Regions from separate parts of the Mus musculus genome. Here region 2 is linked to region 1. A link is a contact called in ENCODE Hi-C or POLR2A ChIA-PET data. All regions are on one chromosome and are shown on one strand. The core of a region is the stretch at or near the end of the contact, and the rest is flanking DNA. Distances in the headings are between cores, read along the strand shown.

Region 1 (5,813 bases), core at 2,384-4,883:
AACACACACACACACAAGGATGCAGCCCTATTCTTTTGGGCTTTTTTTTTTTTAAAGCTTTATTTATTTTATGTATGTGATTACACTGTTACTGTCTTCAGACAAACGAGAAGAGGGCATCAGATCCCATTACCCATTACAGATGGTTGTGAGCCACCATGTGGTTGCTGGGAATTGAATTCATAACCTCTGAAAGAGCAGTCAGTGCTCTTAACCACTGAGCCTTCTGACCCTTTCCACCCTAATCCCTTCTAACTCTCCAACACTAGGTAGGAGAGAAAGGTTGGAGGGGAAAGAGGGTGGAGACATCTTTGGACTACTTCCTACTGATTAGGGGCATTGAGCTCCTTGGGACAAGATATCCAATTTAGTTTTCTTGACTCTTTGCTTAGGACCACTTAATAAACTGCACCAGGAGGACCAGGAACAGGACCCTCCCCGGAGTCAACCCTCAGATGTGGGACCCTGTAGTTTATACCCTCTGAAAAGTTCCCAGAATTCCAAATGTCACACATTCAAAGAAACTAACTGCAGTTGGCAAAACCCCATCCCTGCTAGAGCAATCCTGGGCAAATCCTAGTAACCTGCTGTGAAGCAGTTTCTAATCCCACACCTAGGATTAAAGCAAAAACATCGCTACAGAACAACTGGCTTTTTAAAGAAACCAAAATTCTCACTACACAAGGACAGGAAAGTAAGACAGACCAGTTGTGAGCAGGAAGAGATCAGCCAGTGTGAGGGATGAGAAGGCAAGGGGGTGACAGGACCTAAACACTGTGTCCCTGCACAAAAATGCCAAAATGCCATTCTGTGTAATGTGTGTTAACAAAATGTTTATTAGAGAGGCTGGGTAGATAGTGCAAGTTCAGCCTGCAGAACTCACATGTGAACTTTGCAGCAGAGAGTGGAGACAAGTAGAACTCTGGGGTTTATTTGGGCAGCCATCCTAGGCTACTGAGAGTTCCACGTCCCAGAAAGAGAGTCAGTCTCAAAGAACAAAGTAGGTGGTGGGACACACCTTAATTCACTGCACTAGGAAGGCAGGAGGGCTTGTACTTGATGTGTAGCTGAGAGTGGCCTTGAACTCCCAATCTTCCAGTCCCATTGTCTTCAGTGCTGGGATTACAGGTATACCACCATGCCAGGCTTATCAGCCCCCTTTCAACTCCATGTTTGCTATTCTACCTGCCTAATGCTTGGGGAATCTCAGAACCAGCACGTGCTAAAGAAGAGTTCATGTTTTTCTCTCTATCTTAGCCAGCAACTCTTCCTGGACTCCTGTTTGTTTTTTTTATTATTGTCATGGTTTTTGTGTGTATTTTTTGAGGCAGGGTCTCACACTGTAGCACTGGGTGTCCTGAAACTTGCTCTGTGGCTGGGCCTGAAACTCAAGAGGTCCAACTGCTTTTCCTCCCAAGTGTGCCACTATCCCTGGCCTTCCTGTTTGCTTTAAAGACATAGTCTTATCCTTTTTCTGGGGCTGGCCTGGAACTGGAACTATGTAACCAAGGCTGGCCTCAAGCTTATGGCAATCCTCCTGCCTCAGCCTCTCAGTGCTGGGATTATAAGTGTGAGTTACCATATTCAGCTCTGTATTTCTTTTATGTTACTGGTACTGTTGCTCATTCCTTTGACAGGGTGGGAAGGTGGGAAGTCAAGTTTTATTTCACATGGCTGGTCAGCTACAAAGTCCTGTGGCCTCTCCGTGATGCTATTCTTGTCTGTCCTTTCCTCTCTGTCCAGAGGCTAGTATCGATTACTTTTGCTTATATTTTGTAATATGATAATTTACCATTCTTGTTCATTACTGCTATGCAATGTTTTCTTTCTCCTGTTGGCATATTTTTTGTCTATTTTACTGGGTTTTTATATCTCTACCTCCCCTTCCAACCCCCCCCCCCCCAACACTAGGTAGGAGAGAAAGAAGGGGAAAGGGAATATAGACCTCTAAAGGCTACTTCCTGCTCACTGGGGGCATCGGGGTCCTTGGGGCAAGTCTAATCTTTGTCGTCAGGGTATCTCTAACTTCTTGTCTCTTTGCTTATGGCCATTTGACAAACTGCAACAAAAGCAACCAGGAGCAGCAGCCTTCTTCTTTGGAGTGCCCCTGTTCCCCTCTGGGCTCTGGCATTTATTTATCTCCTCTCCAGAGTCTCCAGAAATCCAAACATAAACTATCCGCAGCTGGCAAGACCACAGCCCTGCTAGTGCACAAGGTAAATCCTAGTCACCTGCTTCGAAGCCGCCTCTTATCCCACGCCTGGGATTAAAACGCAAACACATTCACAGACCATAGCTGGGTTTTTGAAGAAACCAAAACTCTCACCACCAGCTCCTTTCTTTTTGTGTTTGTGTTTCGAGGTAGGGTATTTTTAGTCCAGGATGGCCTGGAACTTGTGGCAATCCTTGTCTCTGCTTCCACAGTGCTGGAATTACAGGCGTGAACCACCGCTTCAGTAAGTACGGAATACTTTTCTTAAGTACAATTATGACGATGTCACCTTCCACTCAGAATCATCAAAACAGCTTGCCCAGATAGGACTATAACTCAGTGGCAAAACACACGGTGGAAGCTGTGGGGGTCAGTCTCCAGCGTTTGGACAAAACAATTCCTGTCCGTTCACAGACTAAGATGCAAACCTCTGGGCGTGTGACCTCAGGCCTTGATCCCAACCTTTTGATTTCACACTCATTTTGAGGCCCTTTTTCTGCATGGCTCAGCAGCAAGCTGATATTGAGTATAAGATGTTGAAAATCCATAAGGAAGCAGACTAGGCGTGGCCATTGCAAGTGAAGCAATCCCCATGGAGGATTATTTATTTCTAACTCATCAATGTCAATTTGCCCTTACACACCTCAGGTGCACCTTGCACTCCAAGTGAGGCAAGCCACTATGTCTCCTTTTTCCCTCGAGTGAGGGTTTCCCTTAACTAGCTGAGATTGACCACTTTTTCTTTTTTCTTTCTTTCCTTTTTTTTTTTTTTGAGATGGGGGTTTCACAATGTAGCCCTGGCTGACCTGGAATTTGCTTTGTAGATGGGACTTGATCCAAACTCGATCCTTGCGCCTCTACCTCACTAGTGTTGGAATTAAACACACTCACCTATGCTTGAAGCAAAACCAGAGATTTTAAACAAAAGTCCTATCTACGATAGGCCAAAGAGATAAAATATGGCTGGAGGGGAGAAGAAAATGCTTAAAGTATGGAAGCAAGGGAGATGATGATGCGTGAAAACTCGAGCTTTCCCTTCTTGTCCTTGTCAATTCTTTAAATTGGATGAGAAAAATGTGCTAGAATGCACAGGGCCGGTTGATCTTCAACGAGGAAGGCCTGCCGTAGCAAGAACCCATCAAGCCTGTCGCTCTGTCCCCCACAGGCCAGCCCGCGGTCGCCCCGCACGGGCTTCTGGCTAACTCCCCTCCCGCAGTCTAGGCCGACCTCGCCTCCAGCCGCTCCAGGGGCCGTTCTCCGTCGCAGTCGCAGTTCCCGCCTCGCCACAGGGCCGCCCGCTGTGCCGACGGAGGAGGGGCGTCTGTCGCGCTGGTTCCAGCCTTTTCTGGCGCCGAACTCCGGGATCCGCCCCCCCCCCCCCCCGCGCCAGTTGCCAGGGAGCGGTTGCCATAGAGCTGAGCAGTTGTCCGCGTGCGCAGGCGGAAGTCCCGGATTGAGGCGCCGCCATTTTTCCTGCTCGGACGCGGAGCGAGAAGCTGAGAGAGTCGGAGACGCTATCCGCTTCCATCCGTCGCGCAGACCCTGCCGGAGCCGCTGCCGCAATGGATGATCGGGAGGATCTGGTGTACCAGGCGAAGCTGGCAGAGCAGGCCGAGCGATACGACGGTGAGTCGGGGGGGTGTCGGGGGGCTGGAAGTCTCGGACCCTCCGCCGCCGCCCACAGAGGCCGGGAACCGGAGACAAAATGGCGGAGCCGTCTCGGAGCCCGGCTTGGGACGTGGGTCGGGAAGCAGGCCGAGGCCTGCGGGCTCCCGGCGCGGTGGGAGTCCCCGGGCCTAGGGATTTGACCCCTCCGGTGTCCTTAGCTTGCAGGCGCTCGCCCGCCAGCAGGCCGGGGCGGAGGGTGGAGGAGTTGGTTGTAAAATGGCGGCTGGAGGGGGAGGGCGAGTCCCCGGGCGGGGGAGGGGGGAGGAGATGGCGGGTGCCGGCTCCCGGCGTGCGATCCCCACGGGAGCCCTCGGGAACCGCGGCGGGGTGTGGAGGAGGACACTTGGGTGGGGCGATGTGAGGAACGGTACCGGTCGCTCGGGAGAGGGCGGCATCGAGGAGCTGTAGCGCTAGGCGCCTTTCGGGGAAATATGGCGGGTGGGGGCGGTGGCTTTTCCCCTGAGGCCCAGTGTGGGGCGGCGGCCGTGGAGCCTCACAAAGGAGAAGCCTCTGGAACGGACGGCTTCTCGGGGCCGGCGGTGGAGAGGAGTCTTCTGGTGAGGGTGGAGTGTTTGGAAATCACTGCAGAGCCTCCCTCCTTGGGTGGAGGCGAGCTGAGATGCTGCGATTGGATTTCTTCCTTTGGGCCGACACACCTTGGAGTTGAGAGTTTGGGGGGCTTTTTAGCCTCGCCTTCTTCCGGGGAGGTGCAGAACCTCACTCCTACCCCGTTTGTTCTTACCCAGGATATCCTAAAGTTGCTGCGGGTTTTTTTTTTCCCCCTTCTGTCCCCATCCTTCATAGGCACGGAGTTCTGATGGCTAGAATACAGGAGACCAGGCTTGCCAGGATTCCTTAGTACGAATTTCCCTTTGCAGAGTCAGTGCCTCAGTTTACCCGTTTGTAAAATTGACGACTGTACTATTCACACTCGTCATTATGAAGTATGGAAAGACCTGCTGAGAAATGGTTAATTCAAATAATGTTTAGTAGCACTTTGGGTTGACAACCCAAGTTCGGGTGGAATGCATGCTCTTCCTTGGCTTGGGGAGCTTTACCTATTTTGAGCACTCAGTTGAGGCTTGGGGAGTTTGAATTAGGAATGTAGAAGATTGTAGTTTTTCTGTTTTATGATTTCATTGTTACATGATTGGGGCTCAAACCCAGGATTGCATGCAAGCAAGACAAGTGCTCAAATACTGTGCTACACCACAGCTCTGTTTTATCCATTTTAAGAGAATGGTTTTATATATATGTATATGTGTGTGTGTGTGTGTACACACACACACACAAATTTCAATAGTTACTCTTCTGTTAATTTGACACACACACACCCCACCTGCAGGTGATGGAGACTAGACCCTAGTACATGCTAGATTCTCAACTTAGCTCCTGCTAATTGCAGTCTAGTTTTTTTTTTTTTTTTTTTTTTTTTTTCTGAGAATTTCATTGACATATCTACTGTGTTTGTGAAGTGTAACTAGATATTTGAGTTAGGCAATAGGCCATTAAACTAGTATTTAAAAATGAAAAGTCACACACATGGTTCCTGTGATTTAATTAATTGCAGGTGTAGTTCTGGCTGTTCTGAAACACTATGTAGACCATACTGGTCCTGAACTCAGAGATCCGTCTCCGCCTCCCTGTGTGCTGAGATTAAAGGCATGAATACTAAGGCTAGGTCCTGTGAGTTCAATGTTTGGGAAGTGGTAGGGTCCAATGAGACAAGATTGGAATTAAGTGTTCCTCATGTTTTTTCCATGTTAGTTAAAACATTTGCTTTTTCAAATGTTAGGTCAGACCCTTTTCCTTGAATGGCAGTTTCTCCTGTGGAAGCTTTTGAACCACCAGTCCTTAGTCTTTGCCAAAGTCACAGGCCCAGCATTTGGAAAGTAGAACAGCAGACCTCAAAACCTCCAATTTAGGAAAGACG
Region 2 (5,883 bases), core at 2,363-4,862, 110 kb before region 1:
ATTGCCGGGGTCTCTGCTGCAACTGGGCTACACTTTCACCATAGCCTCTCTTAAGCTCTCTTCATTGTGCTAAGCCTCAACTTTCTGAATGAAGCCATACAGCTGCCACTGATACCTTCACCAATAGCCAGCCTGGCCTGGCCTCTCAGTGCCATGCCTCAGCTGCTCTCCTCTTCATGCCTTCAAAACCAGTACCACCTGGGTGATTCTTTTGTTTGTTTGTTTTTCAAGACAGGGTTTCTCTGTGTATCTCTGGCTGTCCTGGAACTCACTCTGTAGACCAGGCTGGCCTCGAACTCAGAAATCTGCCTGCCTCTGCCTCCCAAGTTCTGGGATTAAAGGCATGAACCACCAGGCTCAGCTTACTGATGTCCCCCTTTTTTTTTTTTAAAGATATATTTATTTATTTTATGTATATGAGTATACTGTAGCTGTCTTCAGAGACACCAGAAGAGGGCATCAGATCCCATTACAGATGGTTGTGAGCCACCATGTGGTTGCTGGGAATTGAACTCAGAACCTCTGGAAGAGCAGTCAGTGCTCTTAAATGCTGAGCCATCTCTCCAGCCCACTGATATCGTCTTAATCAATACTAATTCTTCACCACAGCCTCCCAACGGCAATTATCCCAGTAAGGCACAGTTTCACTTCAATGCTTCTGGTCTTTTGCTAATCACAGCTGATTCTTAAGCCCCAGCTAACCCTCCCATAGCATCTTAATTAAAAATAACAAGTGGCCCAACAGAGTCTTTAAACTTCCCTCTGAAGCTTACAAGCCAGGCCTCCATTTCTGCCTTGCCCTCAGCATTCTTATCCTCAAGCTCTTGCAGAACAGCCACTGAGACTCAACATTCAGCCACTTTTCAAGTCCGTCTCCAAACACATGGTCAGGCCCCACAACACCCCCCACACACACACTAGCCTGGTACCCAGCTTGTCTCAGGGTTTCTTTTGCTGTGGTGAAATACCATGACAAAAGCAGAGGAGCCGGGTGTGGTGGCACATGCCTTTAATCCCAGCACTGGGGAGGCAGAGGCGGGTGGATTTCTGAGTTCGAGGCCAGCCTGGTCTACAGAGTGAGTTCCAGGACAGCCAGGACTATACAGAGAAACCCTGTCTCGAAAAACCAAAAAAAAAAAAAAAAAAGGCAGAGGAAGGGGTTTATTCTGTTTATGCTTCCACATCACAGCTCTTCATCAAAGGAAGCAGAACGGGGCATGGAGGCAGAAGCTGTGGAGGGTGCTGCTTGGCTTGCTCAGCCTGCTTTCTTATAGAACCCAGGACCACCAGTCTAGGGAATAATGAACGGAGCCCTCCCCTACTAGTTAAGAAAATGCCCTTATCTACAGTCCAGTCTTTTTTTTTTTTTTTTTTTTTTTTTTTTTTTTAAGATTTATTTATTTATTTATTATATGTAAGTACATTGTAGCTGTCTTCAGACACTCCAGAAGAGGGGGTCAGATCTTGTTATAGATGGTTGTGAGCCACCATGTGGTTGCTGGGATTTGAACTCTGGACCTTCGGAAGAGCAGTCGGGTGCTCTAACCCACTGAGCCATCTCACCAGCCCTACAGTCCAGTCTTATGGAGAAATTTTCTTTTCTTCGGGCATCGGATTGCATTACAGATGGTTGTGAGCTACCATGTAGTTGCTGGGAATTGAACTTAGGACCTCTGGAAGAGCAGTCAGTGCTCTTAATCACTGAGCCATCTCTCCAAACCTGGAAACATTTTCTCAATTGAGGTTTTCTCCTCTGCAATGACTTTAGCTTGTGTCAAGTTAACATGACACTATTTAGTACAGCTGAAGTGGAGGTGATGCTCACCTTTAACCCAGCACACAGGAGGCAGAGGCAGTCAGATCTCTGAGTTTGAGGCCAGCCTGGTCTACAGAGTGAGTTCCAAAATGGCCAGGTTTACATACTCCTGTATATTTTGGAAAACAAAACAGAACAAGAAACTATCCAGCAGACAGACTTTATCTTGTCTATAAGATTCTCCCACACTCCACACCAGCATTTTCAAGAACTACCGTAGCTGGGCATGGTGGTCAGCTTCGTATACAGAGTGAGCTGGTGCAGGCCAGCCAGGGTTGCATAGAAACACCCTGTTTCACAGCGACAAAAAGAACTGGCATGAAATGCCCTCTCATGAAAACTTTGCCATTTCCTCCTCCTCACCTCCCTTTCCTCTTCGCCCATCCTCTCTTCCAACCCCATCCCCACTATTCTCAGGATTACAAGGCAGAGGAAGACCCAGCAAAATTTAAATCTGTCAAAACAGGACGCGGACCTTTGGGCCCGAATTGGAAGGTACAAGTCACACCCTTGCCACCAGGGGGCAGGCACATTGTGGGTGGGCCTCTCCTCTTGGAGGAGGGTGTGCATGGGGTTCGGACCACCTGAGATCTTTTACTTACCAACCTGCTTCTGGGTGTTTTTCTACTGCAGCAAGAACTTGTCAATCAGAAAGACTGCCCATATATGTGTGCATACAAACTGGTTACTGTCAAGTTCAAGTGGTGGGGCTTGCAGAACAAAGTGGAAAACTTTATACATAAGGTAAGTTTGCAGGATGAGGCCTTTCCATGTGTCTGTGTTCTGAGACCAGTTGGTCCCAGTAACTGACCTGTTCCTCGGTCACTAGCACTGGAGTCTTGGGTTTGCTCGCTAGGCTCTCCCTTGCACATACTGTTCTACATTTTAATTCTGTCCCTCTACGGGCAGCACATGTGACAAGGAAAGAAACGGAGGTGAAAGAAGAAAACAGGAAAGGCTCTGCTATGCTTGAACTACACAGAAAACAAGTTTTCCTTTTTAATCCAGAAGGCAAGAGGCACTGTGAGCCAAACTCCCAAGTGTCCCAGGGTACAGAACTGGACAGACTTAAGCGTCTTAATTCTCACATGTGTTAGAATCACACTTTTGGGCCACATTTTATACCTGCTGGCTAGTCATAACCCACCCGGCATTAGGTACCAGAGACTGTAGAGAATTTGGCCAGATCTCATGAGCAGCCTGTTTTGGTAGTATTTGGGACAAAGGGCTCACCTGTAAGGTGGATGGCCATCCTTACTGGAACACTAACCTGCCAGAAACAGTTTGGCAAAGGTCACTGACCTGGGTGTGATCCAGATAAGGCAGCGAGGCATCACTCTTCCCCTCCACCCAGTAAACTGTGAATCCTGGGGAGGAATGCAGAGGGGCCTTTCCTCTCCGCTCTCTGACTGGTTTCCCTTCTCCTCATAGCAAGAGAAGCGTCTGTTTACAAACTTTCACAGGCAGCTGTTCTGTTGGCTCGATAAATGGGTTGATCTGACTATGGATGACATTCGGAGGATGGAAGAAGAGACGAAGAGACAGCTGGATGAGGTGAGCCGGATGCCAGGGGACTCATAAGTGTGTGACTGTCAAGGAGACTGGGACTTGGACACATCTAAAGGCCATCAGCCAGTTGTTCTAAGAACAAGCCTGGCTCTGTTGTGGATAAGGTTACTGCCAGGCAGTATGGGAACTATAAGGAGAACAGTCTGTGCTCGGGAATACAGTGTGGCTGAGGTCTTGGCACAGGCACAGAGACAAATATGGTAGTCTGCACCTGATGCCAAGTGAGTAATTCGCCCGCTGCAGTGACTCTTCAGTCAGCGTGGGGGATGGTGCTAGGCCTTGGAACTTGAGGTGACCGTGGAGCCAGGCAGGTTCAGCTGATCTACCAATACACTGGAGTGGACAGCCACAGCACAGCCACACACAGGCATTGCTCTGTGTGGTTGTTGTTCCAAACTATTTTGCAGGTGAGAGGATTTCTTTGTTTTTGGTTTTTATTTTTGTTTAGGTATTTTGGTTTTGAGCTTGGCATTGATCCCAGGAGGAGAGCAGTTTGCTTTCTGAGAGCCTAAAGACCCAGATCCTTGTTTACTTAAGGAATAAATAAAGTCTTCCCCCAGAAGTCCATTTAGGAGGCTGCTCAGTGAAAACCAGCAGGCACCCTCTTTGCTCTTGCTTGTGCGCTGTCTCACAGTGTAAGAGGCATCTTCAGCTGAGGCAGGTGAGGCTCAGCACGGCTCTACTGCAGCCTGCAGGTGACAGTCAGTCTTAAGAGCCCAGTGCTGCCGGGCGTGGTGGCGTACGCCTTTGATCCCAGCACTTGGGAGGCAGAGGCAGGCAGATTTCTGATTTTGAGGCCAGCCTGGTCTACCGAGTGAGTTCCAGGCCAGCCAGGGCTGCAGAGAAACCCTGTCTCGATAAAACAAAAACAAACAAACAAAAAAGAGCCCAGTGCTGTCTGGCTTAGGGCCACAGCTCTTGATCTACATGCCCATGGGGGTCCTGCCCTCCTAAGCAGGAAGCTCTCATCTTTTTAAGGTATGCCTGAATGCCCATTAGAGGACATGCTTTCCAGCTGAGGGCCTGCCTCCAGTGCTGCTGTGCCCACCACACAGATGTTCCATACTTCAGTGCTAGGTTAGGGCAGAACCTGGGCCCAGAGCCCTTCTTCCTCCAGAGCCTCCCAGGGAAGTTTCTACCTTCTGGGAAGACATTCCTCCCAGGCTGACTCACTGGGAAGTGGTGTGCAAGTTAGTTCCTGCTGAAGGCGGATGTTTTAGTTATTCATTCAGCTACCTAAAACTGAAGGGCAAGTGGCAGGATTTGGAGCACAGCCCCTGATTCTTTCGGAAGAATCCTCAGGAAGTTGTAGACCTAAGTCACATTGCTAATTCTGTTTGCATGAGAAAGAGGCTTGAATCCTCAGGTCTTAATAGTCCTACTCTCCCCTGCTCCCTGCAGAAGTTAGCAGATGGAGTATTGTAATCAGGGTTTGACAGGGACTCTCAAGTCACTCTCTGCCTAGTAGTGCCCAGCATAAAGTAATTGGGTTTCCTGGAAGCATTACAGTTCTTTGTCTGTTCTCTGGAGCTGTTAGCATGGGTAAGAAAGGTTCCTGGTTTAAGCACAGCACCAATAAATAAAATAAAATAAGTAAGTAGATAAATAAGTAGATTAATAAATAAAGTGGTTCCCAGCACTCAGGAGGCAGAGGCAGGCGGATTTCTGAGTTCGAGGCCAGCCTGGTCTACAGAATGAGTTCCAGGACAGCCAGGGTTATACAGAGAAACCCTGTCTCAAAAATAAATAAATAAATAAATAAATAAATAAATAAATAAATGAATGAATGAATAAATAAATAAATAAAGTGGTGCTGTAGTTCTGGGGAAAAGTATCCAAACAATCATAGGACTCTGCCTTCCTCATGGTCCAAACTTGGTAGTCCTTAGAGTCAGGGCTTTGCTTGGAACGTGTGCCCACTCCTGCATGAAATGACACTCCAGTATGTAAAGCGTTGTGCAGTAGTTTAGACAGACACTCACTATTCACCAGGGAAGGGTGGATACAAGGGACCTCTTTGGAATTAGAATTTTAAAACTAACTTGTAATGGAAGAGAAAGAACCAAACCCATGTCATTGTAGAATATGTTTTAACCTCTAGCAACTGCTCAGGCCCTCATGCGCTAATGTGAGCCCTGGCTTGTTTTTCTCTCTTGTCTAAAAATATAGTCGATGGGCTGGGATATGGCTTGGTGGTAAAGCACTTAAGTGTCTAGCAGGCACAAGACCGAGTTTCTTAATACCATGCATACAAAGCTTTAAAAAGTTTTTACTGTTGTTTTTAAAAAAGACAGGGTGTGTCGTCTAGTCTAACCTCAAAGTCTTTATGTAGCCAAGGGTCACCTTGAGTTTTCAGTCCCCCTGCCTTTACCTTCTGAGGGCTAGGGTTACAGCATGCATCATGCTGCTCACTCTCTGCAGTGCTGAGGATCCAATCTAGGGCTCTGTGCATCCTCAGCAGACACTCTTCCAGCTGAGCTACATCCCCAGCCCAAAAG

What was found. Hi-C counts contacts between places; a loop is a spot of excess contacts on that map. ChIA-PET counts read pairs that join two places held with the same protein, here RNA polymerase II (POLR2A).
Region 2: POLR2A ChIA-PET joins it to region 1 with 13 read pairs in Patski. The contact joins the enhancer-like site here to the promoter of Ywhae in region 1. A Hi-C loop is called at or near these places in 1 of 37 maps with a recorded cell type or tissue (T-helper 17 cell). POLR2A ChIA-PET finds 5 or more read pairs at or near these places in 3 of 5 experiments (Patski and embryonic stem cell).

Annotation. Positions count from the first base shown.
Region 1 is chr11:75,729,254-75,735,066 of GRCm38, forward strand. Ywhae (tyrosine 3-monooxygenase/tryptophan 5-monooxygenase activation protein, epsilon polypeptide) reads left to right here and starts at 3,634. Exons shown (of 6, transcript NM_009536.4): 1 at 3,634-3,838. The coding sequence starts at 3,775.
Region 2 is chr11:75,617,007-75,622,889 of GRCm38, forward strand. It overlaps Pitpna (phosphatidylinositol transfer protein, alpha), which reads left to right. Exons shown (of 12, transcript NM_008850.2): 8 at 2,234-2,311; 9 at 2,450-2,560; 10 at 3,248-3,370. Among named protein-coding and RNA genes, the nearest start is that of Inpp5k, 11 kb to the right of the region's middle. Within about 2 kb of position 3,613, at least 3 of the 3 ENCODE cell types and tissues checked have a DNase peak (open chromatin) inside an H3K27ac peak, as active enhancers do.